2 separate regions of the Homo sapiens genome follow, and region 2 is linked to region 1. Evidence: chromatin loops called from intact Hi-C (ENCODE). Cell type or tissue: heart left ventricle. All regions are shown on one strand. Each heading gives the region's core, and the rest is flanking DNA. Links, peaks and the distances in the headings are about the cores only. Region 1 overlaps NPC1 (NPC intracellular cholesterol transporter 1). Region 2 overlaps RIOK3 (RIO kinase 3).

Evidence for each region. Peaks named below come from ENCODE experiments on the same cell type or tissue, not always from the same donor. Only the 100,000 strongest peaks of a DNase experiment are listed, where the experiment ranks them.
Region 2: it touches region 1 in a loop (2.6-fold over the local background); 5 of 110 quality-filtered maps call a loop at or near these places.

The regions. Positions count from the first base shown.
Region 1 is chr18:23,537,520-23,547,640 of GRCh38, forward strand. It overlaps NPC1 (NPC intracellular cholesterol transporter 1), which reads right to left. Exons shown (of 25, transcript NM_000271.5): 12 at 7,441-7,630; 13 at 6,825-7,007; 14 at 5,936-6,050; 15 at 3,787-3,914; 16 at 3,549-3,689; 17 at 2,929-3,018; 18 at 2,292-2,482; 19 at 1,836-1,951; 20 at 1,023-1,152. Among named protein-coding and RNA genes, the nearest start is that of RMC1, 39 kb to the left of the region's middle. RefSeq lists an enhancer at 4,759-4,808. In heart left ventricle, for the core only: no CTCF peak of the experiment used is centred there; no DNase peak of the experiment used is centred there; H3K27ac peaks cover 282 bases.
Region 2 is chr18:23,471,023-23,482,521 of GRCh38, forward strand. It overlaps RIOK3 (RIO kinase 3), which reads left to right. Exons shown (of 13, transcript NM_003831.5): 8 at 2,407-2,604; 9 at 3,926-4,085; 10 at 5,984-6,064; 11 at 6,157-6,246; 12 at 8,295-8,402; 13 at 10,150-11,499. The coding sequence ends at 10,257. Among named protein-coding and RNA genes, the nearest start is that of RIOK3, 23 kb to the left of the region's middle. In heart left ventricle, for the core only: no CTCF peak of the experiment used is centred there; no DNase peak of the experiment used is centred there.

The DNA.
Region 1 (10,121 bases), core at 4-8,003:
ACCTCAGCCCTGCCACTTACTGGTCATGTAACCCCGAGCAAAATGACCACCTCTGAGCCCCAGTCTCCTCTTCTGTAAATGGGTATACCACCACCTACTCATAGGCTGCGTGATGAGAAATGGAATAATGTCAGGGAGTGCCTGGCATGACGCTGGCACCCTGGAGGCTCCCCAGGAACGGTGGCTACTGCCTTCAGAAAAACTGAATCTACTTCAACTTATTTTACGTAGGCCAAAGCATCCAGTCAGTGAGTAAATCAAGCTGCAAGATTCATTTCTACTTAACTTTTAGGAGGAGTCATCCCATGATACCTCGAATAGGTCTCAAAGCACATGCATGATATAAATGATTCACTGATATGACTCTGGTCAGATGTATGTTCTTATGAAAAACCTAAGTTCAGGGTTTACCTAACATACATGGGGATACTCATCTTCCACCTCCCAAAGCTTCCAAATCAAGGCCAGAGACTTCCGGTCATCATCACTATTTTTGGGCCATATATCTGGCTTCCGTGGGTAACTGGCTGCCTGGCTGGATGGGGGAGTGAGATAGCCCATAACCCTATACATGGATGGGCTGGCAAGGAGCATGACGAGGCTAAAAGAATCGCAACCTTAATGTGGGATAATGTTACTAAAGCTAAGATCACGCCCCAGCTGCCATCAGTACAAGTGAACAGGCCAAGTTCCTTCAGGCCTGGATTACCAGCAGGCCGTCCTCTCCCTCAGCCCCGCTTGGAATGTGCACAGGAATCTGCGTTCATTCTCATGCCCAGGGGGCCAGGACACAGAGAGAGCATGAGATGTGAATGCCCACGCTAAGACAGAATCAGTTGAACACTATGAGGCATTTTCTTAAAAAGGTGTTTTCGGTTTTCCTGCTTCCACCAAAGGACCAGGACAGGGTGGGGCGGAGAAGAGACGTTCCCATGCAACTGTCTTAGCCCAGTCCTCTCCTAGTTTTCTACTGCAAATTAAAGTTGCAGTGGATGCTTATCTGCAATGGCAGCAGCACTTACCCTTTGCCACACTTGGGGTTAGGGTTATCCGAAAGGAACATGGGCAGGAATCTCATGAAGTCTCCCCCCTGAGGCCTCTGTTTGCCTTCCGGAGTCAGAGGCCTGCAGCGAACGCAGGCAGGGTCAACCACTGGCGGAGACATGCAGGGAGGACTGTTAGAAGAATAGGTCTCCAGATTTTTTGTAAAACATTTTAAAATACTGACAGTGAGGGGCATTACTTTCTTCTCTATCGATTACTTTCCTTACTAGTGAGGGATAATCTTTCCCCTTATCTAAAAGCTTCAGCCACATGTCACTTTCACAGTTTAATGAATCTGAAATACCATTTTCATCTTAGGCATACTATGCATCATTTTCTGCCCTGAAGTAGATCTCCTCCTTCAAGTATGGCCTTGACTGGTCAGAGCCCGGGGCTTCTATGTTTTTATTAAGAAAATTCCAGGGCAACCTCGACGCTCCTACAAAACCACAGGGTAAAGTGATAAAGAAAAGCCCTCCTCTGAGAAGCTAAGGCCAGATACCAATCCTGAGAGGCAATCGCTGGAGTTAGAACAGGATGAGAAACCTTATGTGGAAACCACACTCCGAACATGTGGACCTTGTTCAGCTTGCAGCCCCGAGGGTGGCTGTCTGAGCCAGGAACAACATGACAATTTCAGAATGAATGACTGAGGAAAGGAATGATGACACAGGGAGACCCAGCTTTGATATACAAATAGGTATAAACTGAGGCACGATGCAAATGATTTTTAAATGATAATTTGAAAATTTTTCAGCAAAACAGGAAAGATTTGGTAAAGGAGAAGGTACCTGAAGCATTGCAGAACTGGTCAGTGATATTGTCCACTCGACAGCAAGACGACTGTGGCTTCACCCAGTCGAAATAATCGTCGATCCAGGACGAGGGGGCGAAGCCTATTCGGGTACTAGAGAGGACAGACAGGGTTACTGACCTGCTCCACAGGGAGGAAGTCTTTAGTTTCAGTACTTTTTCTTAAAACCTAACTTCCTTTTCTACGTTTTATACTGCTAACAGTCAAAAGAAAAACTACATGAGCACTTAATGAAAAAAGCCTTCAAAGTATTAGGTGGTAAATTAGTCCTTTCAAAGGTTTTTTAAGGTAAAGCCAGATTTAACATACATTTTGCATAAAAACAACTTTTCCAAGAAAGTCTATTTTCAGTGAGACATTTCAGGCCTGAGCTGACTGCCTGGCTGAGAGCCTCCTCCGCTGCTTCTGAAGTACAAGACAAGGTGGTACTGACTAGTTGTCCAGCTGCGCCGCGTTAAATATCTGCTGCACCAGGGAATCATTGTTGCAGCCCATGCCGCCGCACACCATGTTCTGCCCCTTGGAAGAAGTGTAGTCGTGCCCTTCCTCCAGGACAAAGTACACAGGCGGACCCGCATGCAGGTACTGACTGATGGATTTGAAATAATCCACCATGTAGGAGTCCTGAAAGAAAGATAAAAGAATAGGAGAGAGTGTGAACACTCTGATAGTAACTAAGCAAGGCGAGGATCATGGAGAATAAGAGGGTGCCAGGAGGTTCCTGGCTGAGATGCCTCCAGCTGGACTCATGATTCCTAACACCACCAGTCTTCCCCCCAGGGCCCCAGGGTGCTCCTCCTGCTAGCCCCACAATCAGGAGAGCATCTCATAAAGTAACCTCATAAGACTAGTTATTCGTGTTCTGCAGCTGTGCCCAGAGGGGCTCAGTCAGAATGCCAGACAGCCCACACCAGCAGTGCACTGCGACAGTTCTCCTAACCCTGGAAACCCTGTCACCATTTGCAGTTAGAAGCAGGCACTTGCTTGAAACACCTACGTGCATGTTTTGAAAAATGTATTCATCATCAGCTAAAGAAGTTAAAAAAAAAAAAAAAAGGAAGTCATCTTACATCTGGCATCGAAAGAGACTGATCCAATCCAATATCTACTTTGTTCAGGACTGCGATGCTGAATGACAGAACACCCACAAATATTGCTATCTGGAACAACAAATGAATCATAAGACAGAGACTGCTTAGTAAATAAGCTTACGACCAGAAATAAAATCTTAAGCACACACAAAAAGCAGGATTTTTTAAAATGGAAAAGCTTAAATGACAGGCTAATAGGGAGTACAGGGCAGTGGGTGAGACCACAGCACCAGGAGTCCAAATTCCTGGGTGCAAATCCTGACTCTGCCACTTACGGGCTGAGTGACTTGGGGCAAACCACTTCACCTCTCTTGGCTTCTATTTCCTCATTATTAAGAGGAAAAATAAAAGTTTCTTTGCAACTTTCTGTGAATCTGAAACTATTTCAAAATAAAAAACTTAAAACTCTTGTTTATATGGACTGATAAAAGCTCACAGGAAAAACATTTTATCTACTGTTCCACATTTGCTTTTGCTTTTTTTTTAGATACATTTTAACAGCTTTAAGAATCTCCTTCCCAGGCTGTCTGGCTTCTTAGAAGGCATGTGATAATCTGTTTCAGTGAGAGGAAAGAGAAAAACCACAGATAAGCGCATACCACAATTGGTCTCATCCAGTCCTTTAGCAGAAGTGGAGAATAGGAGTTTTTGAAGAAGCGAAACAAACAGCTCTCTGAGGCCTGGACGCTTGTTCCATCTTCAGCACCTCTGACACAGCAAAAGATGTCTAGCCGATTTTTCTGAGGGGACAGAGGGAAACAAAGGTTATACCCGCTAGCTGCTTCCTCTAGATTCTAGACTCAAATTAAATAGACTATAATCCTGGCACCAACTTACCTCTTGACGTTTAATGTCTAACCCCAAGAGACTCACGAAACAGGTAATCTGCAGAAGAAAGTCAATGAAGACTGCCAATCCCGCAAAGAGAGAGAAGGTGTGCACGGCTGGCATCACGGACAATGCTCCTGTCGGGGAGAGAAGGGCTCTGCGTCACTTCTGTTTACAGCCGGGGGCTCTCTGCAGGTCTTATGTTCATGTGCATGTACAGATACAAGGAGCCAGCACAGGCCAAACGCATGAGAAGGCATGCTGCGGCTGGACATTACACCAGAAGTGGGACAGGAGGTGATAAGCCAGTGCTTTTCAAAGCACACTCAGCACCAGACCATTTGGGAAGCCCCATCCTAGTTATGACAGGAATTCAACCCCAATTCTACTATACTCAGGTTCACAGCAAATTCACACACATTAAAATTTGAGAACCACTAATACAGGCCATTTCTTATAGTACTTTCTGTGCTTCACTGTAAGAAATGGACAGTATTTTCCATTTATTACATCAACACTACTAGCCTCCCAGTTTAGTTAAGAGGTAATCTACAATCGAGTGAGGATCAAAGGCATGAGGGTAAGACTTGGAAACTGCAAACTGGCAGCCCATGAATCAGATGGTTCCTGTTTAGCCCACACTGTATCAACCCATCTTAAGATTAAAAAACTTTTTTTTATAAGTTGCCAATATTTAACAATGGCATTTTACACAAAAATCTAGATTCACAGCTTTGCTTGGAAGAAAAACAACAACAACAACACAGACCTTGTAGCACTGGGTTGGCCACACACATAACTGTCTTTTTAGATAGGACACGTGCAGTTGGGGTGCCACAATCCCTACTCACTCCTACTGTCCCAAGGTCACTCCAACCTTGAGGCACAGTCTCTGCTGCTATTATCATCACACTTGCACTGGTTTTCTTATAATAGTAGTGAAAAAAAGAAAGTTTTTTCTTTTTTTTTTTTTTTTCTGCACCTGTGTTTGTCAAAAGGAACTACAGGGCTACAGGTTTCAAAAGCACATGGCTTTGTGGAGATGAAGAATAACAAGCTAGCAGTGTATCTGTGGTGAAAGACTACCACCTACAATGACCTTACAATGGCCCTGATTAAGCTGACCTCCCAGCCATGTAGGCATTGCAGTTTGTGGCCCGTGGATGGTCTTCTTTGGACTGAGTGATTCCAGTCCAGCCTCCCCTATAGTGGACAGAGTCACTTTGCTCTTACTACACTTCAGACATGGGGCAGACAGCCCCACTAGTGGGTCTATTTGATGATTCTCTATGTGAAAGAAACACAGAAGTGCTGACTTTGTTCCAGCTTATTCTGGCTCCTTGTAATGTGGTGAGTCAAGAGCTTCTGGTCATTAACAAGGCTGCTTCCCCAATGAGTTGTGTGCACAGAAGAGAAAGACTGCCTTTGAAAACAACGGCAAACATCTTGTAAGCGAGTGCCTGTGGATTTGGGAGCTGCTGCTTAGAGTGTCATGTGGAGAAGGATTCAGTGGCTACTCAAGGATGCCATTTTCAACTATCAACATTCCCAGTGGCTACTAAAAGGGGAAAGTGGCAAGACGAACTCTAGGTCTCTTTCACCCTGAACCCCAACATCAATGCTGTCCTGACAGTTAAATGAGAAGGAAGCCACTTGCAAAATCACACCTAAGTTACTGCTGCCAATTTTTCTGTGGTCCAGTGATACTTTCCCAGTGCAGAACAAAGCTTAAAAAAAGGAGACAACACGGGCTGGGCACGGGGGCTCACGCCTGTAATCTCAGCACTTTGGGAGGCCGAGGCAGGTACATCACCTGAGGTCAGGAGTTCGAGACCAGCCTGGCCAACATGGTGAAACCCCATCTCTATTAAAAATGCAAAAAATTAACTGGGCATGGTGGTACGTGCCTTTAATCCCAGCTATTTGGGAGGCTGAGGCAGGAAAATCGCTTGAACCCGGGAGGCGGAGGCTGCAGTGAGCCGAGATTGCACCACTGCACTCCAGCCTGGGTGGCAGAGTGAGACTCCGTCTCAGAGAAAAAAAAAAAAAAGAAAAAAAAAAAAAGGAAGCAACACAAAGGGACATGTTCAGGTAGCCAGCTCCTTCTTTCTCCAGGCTCAGCAGACTACAGGACTGGTAGGATTGAAAGCATAATTACCTAAGAAAAATGCTACAGTCTCAGAAAAGGATGACAGGAACATACTGGGAGCCACTTCTCCTAGGACCCTGCCCAGCTGCTGATCCAGGGTTTCCCCTTGAAGACGTTCATCTCTCTTAAAAAAAAAAAAAAAAAATTATGCGACATTAAAATTTCTCAATAACAACGCCATTTCTTGCTGCCTTGTGTTAACTCAAGGGTAAAAATAAATGATTAGTAGACGATTAGCAGTGTCTTCTAAGCATATAAACTTCGGTGGGGGACTCCAATGTTCTCAGAGTATTTCTGCACTACAGAGCTAGGTACCAAGTGAGAAACTAAAGGGAAAGCTGAGCCAGCCACATTATCAGGAAAACACTCGGAACACAGGCGGCAGGGGACTGGACCAGTGAACATCACTCTCACGTGCACTGAGTCTCCGCCCACGTCGGGTCTACAGGACGACTGAGACCACCTTCTACAGCAGCGGGACACGTGTTGACCTTTTGCCTTTTTAGTGGCACCTTTGGGCAAAATGAATCTAACATTCTATACTATGCTGAACATCATTTTAACAGCAGTCGTACCCAAAATCTTTTCCAAAAGTGTGTTAGCCCTTCTTGTACACATGATACTATTTAAAATGAAAAGATACTATTAAAAGACACTATTTAAAGATACAATTTAAAACACAATTCTTACTTTATATCTACTATTTCAACAACCAAAAAGAGGGGTGAAATTCTTGGTCCTAAGATGTCCACAGCAAGTCAAGACGACCGATGAGCCACACAGGGAAAGGAAACAAAACACCCTCACAGGTCACACTCACGAATGCGGAGCCCAGGAGCCATTCACAGTCCCTGAAACTTGAACAGATGCTGAGCCCTGTGAGAATATGGAAGTATACCTGGTAGGCCTGCACCAGAATGAAGATGTTGTCCACTCCAACAGCCAGCACCAGGAACGGGATGACTTCAATCACAATGAGGGTCAAGGGCAACCCAATGTAGCTGAAGACACCCAAGGAGCAAGCCACCGAGCTCAGCACGATCAAGATGCCCGCGATGCCTAGTGAGACCTTCGAATCCACCTGAGAGAGGCGACAGACACAATCACCAATTAGTTACAGGGTTGTCTGTCCCACTTGTTACTAAAAGGTCCTCCTTTTTACTTTACAGGGCTGTATTAAACCTAGAGTTGAATGTACAATTCTGTGTTTCAGAGAGGACTTGTAAACATTTCTAGGTCTGCTCGGGCAACACATGTTATGAGTTTGCATTCTTAGGTGATGGACTGGACAAATAAGAAAAAACTGGATTATGTGAAATAAACTTTAAGATAAACCAAAAAGTTGGAATGAAGAAAATAGATGTAGGCAACAGAAACGTTACATACAATTAAAACATGGGGGAATTTATGGCAGTTTTAAACATAATGGAATAAGAATAAAGAGGCAAAAATATGACGTTACACTGTGCACTGCTGTTAACCTCTAGAACATACACCACCCCCCCCCGGCTTACCAGAAGCCTGCGACAGCTTTTCATGTGCCCCAAGGCTAGGGAAATATATAGAAACATGATGGCATAGCTAATTACAACGGTGAAGACATCACTGTCACTTTCACGATTTAGTTCATCTTCAATACTTCGTTCAGCAGTGAAGGAAATGGTCAGATTGGGATTCTTGTAGTTTTTCACAAAATTAATAAACCTAAAAGGTAAGCAAAATGTTATATTTTTAGTTAAACTAACTGACAGCTAAGTAAGAAACTTCTCCCTAACTTTCACGATACAAAGGCCACGTTTTCTTTTTTTTGGTTTTGAGACTGATTCTCGCTCTGTCGCCCAGGCTGAAGTGCAATGGCGCAATCTCAGCTCACTCCAAGCTCCACCTCCCGGGTTTGAGTGCTTCTCCTGCCCCAGCCTCCTGAGTAGCTGGGACTCCAGGCGTGCGCCACCAGGCCCGGCTAATTTTGGTATTTTTAGTAGAGACAGGGTTTCACCATGTTGGCCAGGCTAGTCTCAAACTCCTGACCTCAAGTGATCCACCTGCCTCAGCCTCCCCAAAGCGCTGGGATTACAGGCGTGAGCCACTGTGCCCGGCTCAAAGGCCATGTTTTCTTAACCTTTATCCTGCATTAGGATCCTTTGTTTGCTTTTGTTCCTGTTTTGAAATAGAGTCTCTCTCTGTTGCCTCGGCTGGAGTACAGTGGCACTATTACAGCTCACTGCAGCCTCGAACTCCTCAGCTTAAGGGATCCTCCTGCCTTAGCCTCTTGAGTAGCTGGTACTACAGAGACGTATCCCCATGCCTGGCTAATTTTAAAAATTTTTTGTAGAGATGGGGTCTTTGCCATGTTGTGCAAGCTGGTCTCAAACTCCTGGCCTCAAGGCATTCCTCCTGCCTCCACATCCCTAAGTGCTGGGATGACAGGCACCATGCCCAGCCACTGCATTAGGGTCTTCCACACTGGAGACTATCAGATTACAGCTAAGGTTCCATACATGCTGAATTAAAGTAAGTTTAGGGCTGGGCTCAATGGCTTATGCCTGTAATTCCAGCACTTTGGGAGGCTGAGGCTGGCAGATCACCTGAGGTCAAGAGTTCGAGACTAGCCTGGCCAACATGGTGAAAGCCCGTCTCTACTAAAAATACAAAAATTAGCCAGGCGTGGTGGAAGGTGCCTGTAATCCCAGCTACTTGGGAGGCTGAGGCACGAGAATCACTTGAACCTGGAAGGCAGAGGCTGCAGCGAGCTGAGATCATGCCACTGCACTCCAGCCTGGATGACACAGCAAGACTCTGTCTCAAAAAAAAAAAAAAAAAAAAAAAAAAAAAGAAATGCATTCAGTCTACTAAATCAAAACCACAATGAGATACCACTTCACACCCATGAAGATAGCTAGAATCACAAAGTCAGATAATAAAAAGTGCTGACGAGGATGCGAACGAATTGGAAGTTTCATGGACTGCTGGTGGTGACGTAAAGCGCTATAGCCACTTTGGAAAACAGTCTGGCAGTTCTTCAAACTATTCAAGGTGGACTTACCCTATGACTCAGCAATTCTACTACTAGGTATGTACCCAAAAGAAATGAAAACTCACATCCACAAGAACTTGTACTCAAGTGTTCATAGCAGCATTATTCATAATAGCCAAAATGGAAACAGCCCAAGTGTTTGTCAGTTGATAAATGCACACAATGTGGTATATCCATACAATGGAATGAAAAGGAATGGAGTACTGATACATGCCACAACATGAATGAACCTTGAGAATATTATGTTCAATGATAGCCAGACAAAAAAGTCCACATATTATTCTATGCACATAAAAGTCCAGAATAGGAAAATCTCCAGAGACAGTATTTTAGTGGTTGCCTAGGGCTGTGGATAGGAGGATGAAAAGATGGAGGGTGTTAGTTAAAGGGTACAGAGTTTTATTGTGGAGTAATGAAAATGTTCCTAAAATTGACTGTGGTGATGGCTGCACATACACGTGAATATAGTAAAGCTACTGAATTGTACGCTTTTTTTTCTTTTTAAATTCTCTTTTTTCTTTTTTTTAGAGACATGCAAACATTGCCTAGGCTGGTCTTGAACTCCCGGCCTCAAGTGAGCCTCTCGTCTGGGCCTCCCAAAGTGCTGGGACTACAAGTGTGAACCACCATTCCCAGCCTGAACTGTATACTTTAAGTGGGTGAACTGCATGATACATATACCATATCTCAGTAAAACAATTTTTTAAAAGTACTGGAGGGCATAAAGTGCAACCTGGCCTCCTAAGTCCTCTCTTCCCATTCTCTAGAGGTCACAAACACAGTTAATTTCTGAGGTCATTTGCTTGATATTTTTTTCTAAGCATGGACAGCAGCATAAACAATATATATTTATACAAATATACATCATGGACCATTTACTTCACTGTCTTTTATGACAGCACAATATTCTATTGTATTCATTCCTTATTAAATACATTCAGCATGCTCCCAAGTTTTGCTGTTAGAAAACAATGCAGGTGGCTGGGTGCAGTGGCTCACACCTGTAATCCCGGCACTTTGGGAGGCCGAGGAGGGTGAATCACCTGAGGTTAGTAGGTCAAGACCAGCCTGGGCACCATGGCAAAACCCTGTTTCTACAAACAAATACAAAAATTAGCTGGGTGTGATGGCATGCACGTGTAGTCTCAGCTACTCAGGAGG
Region 2 (11,499 bases), core at 1,511-9,510, 65 kb before region 1:
GCTGTCAAGTACCAGGTACTCTTCCAGGTACTAGGGATACAGCAATGAATGGTACAAGGAAGGTCTCTGGTCTAATGGAATATGCTTCCCCCATCCTCAACCCCTCTCCATGACAATAATAAACAAAAAATATCAGATATATGCTATGCAGATAGTTAAAATAGGATGATGTCATAGTGACAGGCTGACTAGCTTTATTAGTAGGACAGGGAACGCTTCTCCAATGAAGTGACATGTGAGTGACACATCTAAGATACATCAAAGATCAGGTGGATGGGCATTCTGGACTAGAGAACAGCTAGTGCTAATGCCTTAGGACAGGTACAAAGTTAGTATCTTTGAGGGAAGCGTAAGAAACCCAGTCTCCCTGGAGCATAGGATGTGAATGGGAGAGAGGGGGCTGGAGGAGTAAGCAGGGGCTGGACCAGGTAGGATTTTGTAGGCCAGGGTAAGGAGTCTGCTCTTTGACTGCCCTGGAACCAAAGCTATGAGTTGATTCTTATTTTCAAAAGATTGCTGTGTGGAAAATGAATTATAGGAGGAGAAGAGAAGAAGCAGTAAGATCAGTTAAAACGTTGTAGTAGTTGAAGTGAGAAATGGTGAAGGGTTGGACTAGGGAGGGCGGTAGTGGAAGTGAAGAGTAGGAGAGCGTTGGTGTGTGTTTTGAAGGTAGAGAGAACAGCACACGCTGTTGGATTGGAAGTGGGTGTAGGAGGATAGATTCTGGGCTAGAGCAGCTGATGGTGGTACCGTTTGACGAGGTGAGAGCCTGGGGAAGGGTAGGGTGAGGACTCAGCATGAGTTTTGTTTTGGGCATATTAAATTTGAGATGCCTGTTAGACTTCTAAGTGATGTCATGTAGTTGTTGGATAAATGGGCCTGAAGTTCTAGGGAAAGTCAGGACTGGGATAGAAATGTGGGAGTTATCGGCCAGGCGCGGTGGCTCACGCCTGTAATCCCAGCACTTTTGGAGGCCAAGATGGGTGGATCACCTGAGGTCAGGAGTTCGAGACCAGCCTGGCCAACATGGTGAAACCCCGTCTCTACTAAAAATACAAAAATTAGCCGGGCGTGGTGGCATGCACGTGTAATCCCAGCTACTCAAGAGGCTGAGGCAGGAGAATAGCTTGAACCCGGGAGGTGGAGGTTGCAGTGAGCCAGGATTGCACCACTGTACTCCAGCCTGGGTGACAAAGTGAGACTCTGTCTCAAAAAAAAAAAGAAATGTGGGAGTTGTCTATATAGAGATGATATTTAGAGCCATGGGGCTAAGTGAAATTGCCCAGGAAGAGAAGGAAGGTTTCTTAGAACCAGGTGAAGGACTTTAACCTTTTGAGACTAAATGGAAGAGGAGTCAGCTGGGAGAATATGGTACAGAAGGAGGTTTGATTCAGATTCTGTCCTTTGGAAATATAGTTCCTTTCTTTCCCAGATTAACATCCTATCAGATATTTAAAGGTAAATATTAATATTGTTTCTCATTCCATCCACTTTTTCATTCCCACTGCCACCATCATGACTGAAGCTCACTATTGGGGGACTATTGCAGTAGCATCCTGAGTCGACCCCACACCTCTAGCCTGTCCCTGTGCCCTTCCATTCTGACAGTATCGTTCACTCGATCTTCATGAAGCACGCATTTGAGAGTGCCATACACAGAAACCCTCGCGATTCCCCACCACCTCTAGGAATTTGTCCAGGCTCTTCACAGATGTGCCTCTGTCCTGTCCTTTAGCTCCAATTTTTTTTCATTATCTCTCTCCAGCCAAGTCTTAACTATAGTGTTTGTTGTTCCTCAGACATGTCCTGTGGTTTCCTGCCTCTGCTTTTGTTCATGCTGTTCAAATCCTACCCATTGTCCTGTTTCTGTTTCAGATGGCACTTGTGCCATGAAGTCTTGCCTGACCTTTCCAATGAAGAGGGACCTTTCCTATTCATGTACTTCTTTTATTCTCCGTTGCCACTTCTTGCAGACTTGTGGGGCAGGAACCATTTGATTCACCTTTATGTCTGCTAGGAGTGAAAGAGTTATTTTTTAAAAAGCTGTTTTATTTGTTGCTTTTTATTGAATTTTGCTCCTGAACCATATTGGGAAGACTGTAGCCTATTTTCAAGTGCATATGTCTTCATTGTATTTCAAGCTTGATTCCGTAGTCATTAAGTGAAGAACATTATGTGATAGATGGTTGAAAATCGGTTGACAATTTATTTGAAAGTATATTTTATTTAAAAAATCAAACCAAAACCTAAGGCTTTATTAAGATCCAAAACCTAAAGGCTTAAAAAAACAAGACTTGACACTGAGAGAAGGTAGATCTAATTTAGTGTTACAGAATCTTTATTTTGAAATTGTTGTACTTGTGAGCTGGCAACTTGTACTGACTTGATTTTTTTTCTTCCACTTAGCATGGAGGATGAAAAGGAAGATAGTAAAGTTATACCTACAGAATGTGCCATCAAGGTATTTAAAACAACCCTTAATGAATTTAAGAATCGTGACAAATATATTAAAGATGATTTCAGGTTTAAAGATCGCTTCAGTAAACTAAATCCACGTAAGATCATCCGCATGTGGGCAGAAAAAGAAATGCACAATCTCGCAAGGTAAAGAAAATATTGTGCTAGACGTAATCTTGGGTAAATACCTTTTTGCATTAGGATAAAAAAATCCATGCTTTCTTTTACATTCATTTATAGAAATAATGAAAGGCCAGGTGTATAACCTCGATTCATACTTTTAGGATGAAAAAGCCATTTTCTTTTTTCTTTCCTCAATGAAGCTTGAGGGAAATCTGGGCATTTTCTGCCTTAGACACTTTATCATATATCTAAATGCCATTTTTAAATTGCTTTTATCACGAAGTAAAACTTCCAGCATCCAATTAGGCTTAGCATAAAAAAATGGTTTCTTTTTTGTTTCAGAAAATGTTTGTTGCATTTAATTTGTTAATTTTGTGGGAGTAAGTTCTTACCAATCAAATTACATTTTGTTTTAATTTTTATACTTGTATCTGAATTTTCTAAGCAATTTATTTTCTATCAAAGAATTTGTTTTGTCAACCAAGAAATTCAGTAATAATCCTTCTCATTAAAAACCTTTCTATTATCTTAATTTATTAAAAGCTTAATTTTAGTTTGTTATTTTCTAAAGATATTTGCTTTCAAAAGTAATTATTCATATATATCAGTTACAAAATTCTTCTACTGAGAGTTCCCCACCAAAATAAGCCAGGCATGGTGTGCACGTGTACTCCCAGCTACTTGGGAGGCTGAGATGGGAGGACTGCTTGAACCTAGGAGTTCAAAACCAGCCTGGAAACGTTAGACTCCCAAGACCTTGTCTCAAAAAGAAAAAAAAATGTTTTTTCAATAAATTAATTAATTCCAGGTAGAATCATTTTCTAGAAGGTCTTGCTGTCCTCCAGTCTCTTTTCTGTACTCCTGAAATTCCTGCCTTTCTTAAAATTCTTCAACAGTTTTCCATAGTGGAGCTTGCCTGTCTTTGTAGCCTCAGCCCACATTGCCCTTCCTCCTACTCACAGATCCAGCTATGTTGATTGATATACATTCCCCAAATGGACTGTGCTCTTGAACACCTCCCTGCATTCCCTTGCACTGTCTTTATCTGGCTAATTCCTGTTCCCTACCTCTTCTTCTAATAAGCCATCCTTGGTGCTGTGTGCTCCTGTAGCTCCTACCCATACCTCTGCCAGTGCGTAATTGTAATTGTCTCTTGTCTGTCATTTCCATCAGTCCCTGAGCTCTCTATGGGCAGAGGCTGTGTTTTACTGTCTTTGTATTCCCACATCACCAGGGTAGAACATAGTGCCAGCTCATTGCAGGCCCTGATTAGATATTTATTGAATAAATGACATATTTTCTCTCCTTCTGATCTGTATATTCTGAATCATTTCTTTATGTATAGAATGCAGAGAGCTGGAATTCCTTGTCCAACAGTTGTACTACTGAAGAAACACATTTTAGTTATGTCTTTTATTGGCCATGATCAAGTTCCAGCCCCTAAATTAAAAGAAGTAAAGCTCAATAGTGAAGAAATGAAAGAAGCCTACTATCAAACTCTTCATGTAAGTTGTGCTTTTAAAAGAATTCACACACTACCTTTAAAAAATATTTCCTCTAAACTTTAAAAAAATTTCCTTAAAGAAGCCAGGCATGTTGGCTCACACTTGTAATCTAGAACTTTGGGAGGCTCAGGCAGTAGGATCACTTGAGCCCAGGAGTTTGAGACCAGCCTGGGCAACATGGTGAAACCCTGTCTCTACTAAAAATACAAAAAAATTAGCTGGGCGTGTGCCTGTAATCCCAGCTACTCGGGATGCTGAGGCAGGGGAATTGCTTGAACCAGGGAGGTAGAGGTTGCAGTGAACCAAGATTGCACCACTGCACTCCAGCCTGGGTGACAGAGTAAGACTCTGTCTCAAAAAAAAAAAAAAAAAATTAAAAATTAGCTGGGCACACACCTGTAGTCCCAGCTACTCGGGAGTCTAAGGTGGGAGGATCACTTGCACCCAGGAATTTAAGGCAGCAGTGAGCTATGATTGTGCCACTGCACCCCAGCCTGGGCAAGAAATAGAGCAAGACCCTATGTCTTAAAAAACAAACAAAAAAACCCAAGTTCCTTAGATAGTGCTATTTCAAGGTGCTATAACAAAGACAAGTTGAAGTTTGTGAAAGAATGTTAACACTGAAGAGTTGTTTTTCTATCAATATGTGTGTGTCTTAAATAGTTTTAGAAAACTTACAGACTTAACCAGGGAAGTCGTCATTGTTAGGATTAGTGACACAGTGCATGAAGCTATTTTTCACCAAACTTCATTAAATAAAATTTGCTGTTAGTACATTTAGCAAAGTGCCTCATTAGTTTGTGAGCTTTCATGAATGTTATAGTTTTTTGGGGCTTTTTTTTTTTTTTTTTTTTTTCAAATAAGAGACAGGGTCTCACTATGTTGCCCAGGCTGGTCTCGAACTCCTGGGCTCAAGTGATCCTCTTGCCTCAGCATCCCAAAGTGCTGGGATTACTGGTGTGAGCCACCACACCCAGCCATTGAATGTTACAGCTTTAACAGTGAAGGAAAGGAAGCAGGTCTGGTCTCATCATAAGAGAGTGATGATGAAAATTGAAAACAGTAGGGAGTGCAGGTGTTAAGTTGGAAGGCATGTTGGGAATCTCAAGGAAACTACATGCTTTGAAATAGCAACTGAATTCAATCTGAGGGCCTTCCAGGTTGAGACAATGCTCCTAATACTGCCATTATCCCTCTGTGTTTTAATTGAACACTGGAGAAACTTAATGTGCTACTTTATGCAATCTCCACATGAAGCTGTCATGTAATGCAGCCATTGATCTAGATATGGAAATTTTAATCCAAATTAATTTTTAAAGATATAGCTAGAAAGGTGATCCACCTTTCTCTGCCTCCAAAGGTAAACATTGAAAGGAAAATCAAGTATGTTTTTCTGGCCTCTTTGGGAGGTGGGGTGGCTGGGGAAGAGATTAAATAGTGATGAAACTTTTCTATTTAATTCTATTAAGGCTGGAAAACAAATGCATTAATGTTGATTTCTACTGTAAGACTTTGAGGGGGGCTGGGCGCAGTGCTCACGCCTGTAATCCCAGCACTCTGGGAGGCCGAGGTGGGCAGGTCACGAGGTCAGGAGATTGAGACCATCCTAACTAACATGGTGAAACCCCATCTCTACTAAAAAAAATTACAAAAAATTAGCCAGGAGTGGTGGTGGGTGCCTGTAGTCCGAGCTACTTGGGAGGCTGAGGCAGGAGAATGGTGTGAACCAGGGAGGCGGAGCTTGCAGTGAGCTGAGATCACACCACTGCACTCCAGCCTGGGCGACAGAGTGAGACTCTGTCTCCAAAAAAATAAAAAATAAAAAACTTTCAGGGGTGTCATCATCAATAATACCACTTAATTATTCATTTCCTAATGTGTGCCTTCCCTCTTCACAGTTGATGCGGCAGTTATATCATGAATGTACGCTTGTCCATGCTGACCTCAGTGAGTATAACATGCTGTGGCATGCTGGAAAGGTGAGGAGCACATTTTGTTAACATTCAGATTTAATTACTGTAAGTAAAATTTAAAATGTAAATACATCAGTTCATGTTCTGTATTGAAATAGGTCTGGTTGATCGATGTCAGTCAGTCAGTAGAACCTACCCACCCTCACGGCCTGGAGTTCTTGTTCCGGGACTGCAGGAATGTCTCGCAGGTAGACGTGTAAACCAATATGCCTTTTTTTGTTGGATGTAACAGCTGCAGGTATTTTTCTCACTCCTAAGATAAGTAAGAGGACCATATTCTTAGAAATTGAAGGAAGGGATACGGGCTGCTTTCAGGACAAGGATATAAAGATCAATTTGTCATATTTCATTTTGCAAGAATTTGATTCCATGTCTTACAGTTGGGTAAAATGTTCAAGGGGTGCCAGGTATGGTGGCTCACGCCTGTAATCCCAGCACTTTGGGAGGGTGAGGTGGGTGGATCATTTGATGTCAGAGGTTCAAGACCAGCCTGGCCAACATGGTGAAACCCCATCTCTACTAAAAATGCAAAATTAGCCGGGCATGGTGGCAGGCGCCTGTAATCCCAGCTACTTGGGAGGCTGAGGCAGGAGACTCACTTGAACCTGGGAGGCAGAGGCTGCAGTGAGCCAAGAACGTGCTACTGCACTCCACCCAGCCTGGGCAACAGAGTGAGGCTCCGTCTCAAAAAAAAAAAAAAAAAAATATGCCAGGTGCAGTGGTTCATGCCTGTAATCCCAGCACTTTGGGAGGCCAAGGTGGGTGGATCACCTGAGGTCAGGAGTTCAAGACCAGCCCGGCCAACATGGTGAAACGCTGTCTGTACGAAAAATACAAAAAAATTAGTTGGGTGCGGTAGCGTGTGCCTGTAATCCCAGCTAGTTGGGAGGCTGAGGAAGGAGAATCACTTGAGCCTGGGAATCGGAGGTTGCAGTGAGCCAAGGTTGCGCCATTGCACTCCAGCCTGGGTGACAGAGCAAGACTCCTTCTCCAAAAAAAAAAAAAAAAATGTTAAAGGGAATAAGTGAGTGTTTTGGCTCCTTGTATATAAGCAGTCGAGTAGACATTTAATGTGTGCATAGTGCTTAAACAGAAGCTGGTGTGCCTGTATGCTTGCTGCCATTATTACCATTAAAAGAGGGACAGTCTCTATTGTGGGACAGTGTCTGATCACTGTCACTGTGAAGCATGGTAAGAAGATTAGGTGGCTGGGCATGGTGATTCACGCTTACAATCTCACACTTTGGGAAGCCAGGGAGGGAGGATTGCTTGAGCCCAGGAGTTTGAGACCAGCCTGGGCAACATAGTGAGACTCCTATCTCTACAAAAAAATTTAAAAAGTAGCTGGGTGTGGTGGAACATGTCTGTAGTCCTAGCTGCTTTAACTGGGAGGCTGTTTTACTAGGGAGGCTGAGGCAGGAGGATTGTTTGAGTCCAGAAGTTCAAGATTATAGCGAGCTGTGATTGTGCCACTGCACTCCAGCCTGGATGACAGTGCTAGGCCCTGTCTCTTAAAAAAACAAAACATATATATATATATATATATATATATATATATATATATATATATATATATATGGTAAAATTTAGTAAGCACAGGGTTGGGTCACACTTGTTTGGCATTTCTAAGGGAAATGAATTGTTGGCAGTAGATTCAGATAGCAATGATCTTTCTAAAGGATAGAGTAACTTCATATTGGAAATAACCTCTGAGCCTGCTTGAAATTTTTAATTTCTGGGGTTTAGTGAAAGTATTTCCTTTACATATTCAAAGCAATGCCAAGTGGTTTTATTTATAGCACTCATTTTTATAGCTATAGAAGGTGCAGTGGTATGAGCTAAATCCAGAAGGCAGGATGGATGTGTGAGAGGATGAAAAGCAACTAGAACCTGAGTATAGTCCAGCTTGGAAGCAGGAAAATCGATGGTTGAGAAATGAGGCAAGGAATGTAGTGGCTCAAGAGATCCTCCCTCCTTGGCCTCCCAAAGTGTTGGGATAACAAGGATAACAGGAGTGAGCCGCCATGCCTGGCTGAGCCAGTAATTTTTACTCTCTTAAAAACTAGGTTATTCCTAATGATTCTGCCTTTGAGTTGAAATTACTGTGTGTGTGTGTGTGTGCGTGTGCACACGTGCATGCATCCAAGTCTTTTTATAAATGTGCTGCTCCCTGTTTTTAGTTTATAAGAGAACATTGCTAATACTTCTTACTGACTTTCTTGTATTTCCTTACTAGTTTTTCCAGAAAGGAGGAGTCAAGGAAGCCCTTAGTGAACGAGAACTCTTCAATGCTGTTTCAGGCTTAAACATCACAGCAGATAATGAAGCTGATTTTTTAGCTGAGGTATGTGATAAACAGCTGTTTTTCACCTTGCTGGTCATGCAGAACTGCATAGAGGAGATAACTGAAACCCAGAGCTAGTTTTATCCTCCCTTTCCCCCAAAACAAAATTAATTTGAGATTTTTCTTTTCTTAAGATGTTTTTGGTTTTTTCTTTTTTTCTTTTTTTTTTTGAGATGGAGTCTTGGTTTGTCACTCAGGCTGGAATGCAGTGGCGTGATCTTGGCTCACTGCAACCTCTGCCTCTTGGGTTCAAGCGATTCTCCTGCCTCAGCCTCCTGAGTAGCTGGGATTACAGGTGTGTGCCACCATGCTTGGCTAATTTTTGTATTTTTGGTAGAGACAGGGTTTCGCCATGTTGGCCAGGCCGGTCTTGAACTCCTGGCCTCAAGGGATCCACCCACCTTGGCCTCCCAAAGTGCTGAGATTACAGGCATGAGCCACTGTGCCCGGCCTGTTTTTTTCTATACTTAAAATTCAGAATACACACACAGCAAAACATTTCTTCACGGAGGGCACCATTTGGTTAAGATGGGCAAACTGTACATTTCCAGTAGACTCCTATTTCCCCTATTTAATGAATGAGGAAGTTGAACACTCTGAGTGATACAAAAAATAGTAACATGTGGTCCCTGCCCTTTACTAAACATAGAAAGTTAGAAGTGCCTATCTTTGGAAATACCCGGTTATTATAATATCAGATCTAGAGAACCATGAAAAAGCTTCCTCCAGAGAAAGTCTCTTAAAATTGAACAAAATCTAAAAGGTGAAATAGCAGTTAATTATTCCCAACATTATACCAAAGCAGAGAGTGATTACTGAGTCTGTTCCAGAAATCCCCAGGATGACTTGAGTTTGGGTAAGCTGGGCCTAGCCTAAGGCTAGAGAGAAATAACAGAAAGATGGTAAATTCATTCTTCCAGCACAATACAGTTGCTCAGTAAGTAAGTGATACTGTTGTTTGATGAATGGTAGAGTTTTCTTTTTCCTGTTTCTGGAATGTTTTATAGAATACATTTCAAAACATAGATGATTCCAATTGCTAGCTGGATAAAGATAGTAAATATTGACCCTTGCAATCAAGTTAAAAAAAATACATGTATGTATGACTATTTGTGTATACTTGGATGCACGCACACACACACACACACACACACACACACACACACATAGTAATTTCAACTCAAAGGCAGAATCATTAGGAATAACCTAGTTTTTAAGCGAGTAAAAATTACTGGCTCAGCCAGGCATGGCAGCTCACTCCTGTTATATCTGTTATCCCAACACTTTGGGAGGCCAAGGAGGGAGGATCTCTTGAGCCCAGGAGTTTGAGACCAGCCTGAGCAACATAAACTCCATTAAAAAATAAAAAATAAAAAAACTGGCTGGACACGGTGGCTCACGCCTGTAATCCTAGCACTCTGAGAGGCCAAGGCGGGTGGAACACCTGAGGTCAGGAGTTCGAGACCAGCCTGGGCAACATAGTGAAACCCGTCTTTACTAAAAATACAAAAATTAGCTGGCGTGGTGGCACATGTGTCCCAGCTACTAGGGAGGCTGAGGCAGGAGAATTGCTTGAACCCAGGAGGCAGAGGTTGCAGTGAGCCGAGATTGCACCACTGCACTCCAGCCTGGACGACAGAGTGAGACTCCATCTCAAAAAAAGAAAAAAATTACTAGCACAATCTAAAATATGGTTTCTGTGAAAAGTAGGATTTTGACAAATGGATTCAATGTATTATTTTTGTAGATAGAAGCTTTGGAGAAAATGAATGAAGATCACGTTCAGAAGAATGGAAGGAAAGCTGCTTCATTTTTGAAAGATGATGGAGACCCACCACTACTATATGATGAATAGCACTAATACCCACTGCTTCAGTGTTAACACAGCAGTGATTGTCAGCTGCCAATAGCAAATGAAGTTATGGGTGACTTGAAATACCAAAACCTGAGGAGTGGGCAATGGTGCTTCTGTGCTTTTCCCCCTTGTAACCCATGTGCCAGATGTGTGGAATTTTTAGCTCAGCATTGAGAGAATAAAATGTCACTACCTCTCATCTTATGAACAGGATAATATAATTCTTTAACAGCTATAGGTTATCTGGCTGAAGTAGACCTAATTTTATGTGACTTGTGGTGTAAAATGTCTTGATGATAATTTTTAAAACTTGGGTAACACTTCCAAATATGGGAGGAAAGGACAGATGTGTTTACAAGGGAGGATTTTACAACATACTTGCTTTATTCACCTCCCTGTTTTGTGTTGCGTCTTTCCTTGAATATTTTATTGGCCCAGAGTTAGCCTTTCTCAATTATGTTTCCAGACTGTGGCCGTGATTCTAAAGGAAAATGTGTGCTCTTTAGTGGGTAGAACAAATGGAAATTTGGTTTCAGAATGGCTGACAGAAATCGACATAAGTCATGTAATTTTTGTTGATATATCATGAAAATGAACAGAATTCTTTTTCCATACTTATATCTAAGAAAAGGCATCATAGGTTTCTGAAAGAGATAACTATATAACAGCTTTTTAACTATCCAGTCAACTTTCAGCTTTTCTACATTTAGGTAAAATGGTTAGGATATAACTCATGGTGTGGCTAATCTACATTTATCAATAAAATGTAAATTATCTGAAAGGACAGAATATAAGATTTAACCATGTTTGACGTATTTTAATTTAGTTAATGAAGCAAAATTCAGTTTATATTTCACTAGAACTGTGTACTTGATTGATTTTCAGAGAAATATCACAAATTAGAAATATTAAATCTAAGGATGAAAGGTATATATAAAACAATTTGGGGGCCAGGCACGATGGCTCAAACCTGTAATCCCAGCACTTTGGGAGACCAAGGCGGGTGGATCACTTGAGGTCAGGAGTTCAAGACCAGCCTGGGCAACATGGCGAAACCCTGTCTCTACTAAAAATACAAAAATTAGCCGGGTGTGGTGGCACTTCTCTGTAATCTCAGCTTCTCAGGAGGCTGAGACAGGAGAATCGCTTGAACCCGGGAGGCAGAGGTTGCAGTGAGCTGAGATCATGCCACTGCACTCCGGCCTAGGTGACAGAGGGAAACTCCATCTCCAGGAAAAAAAA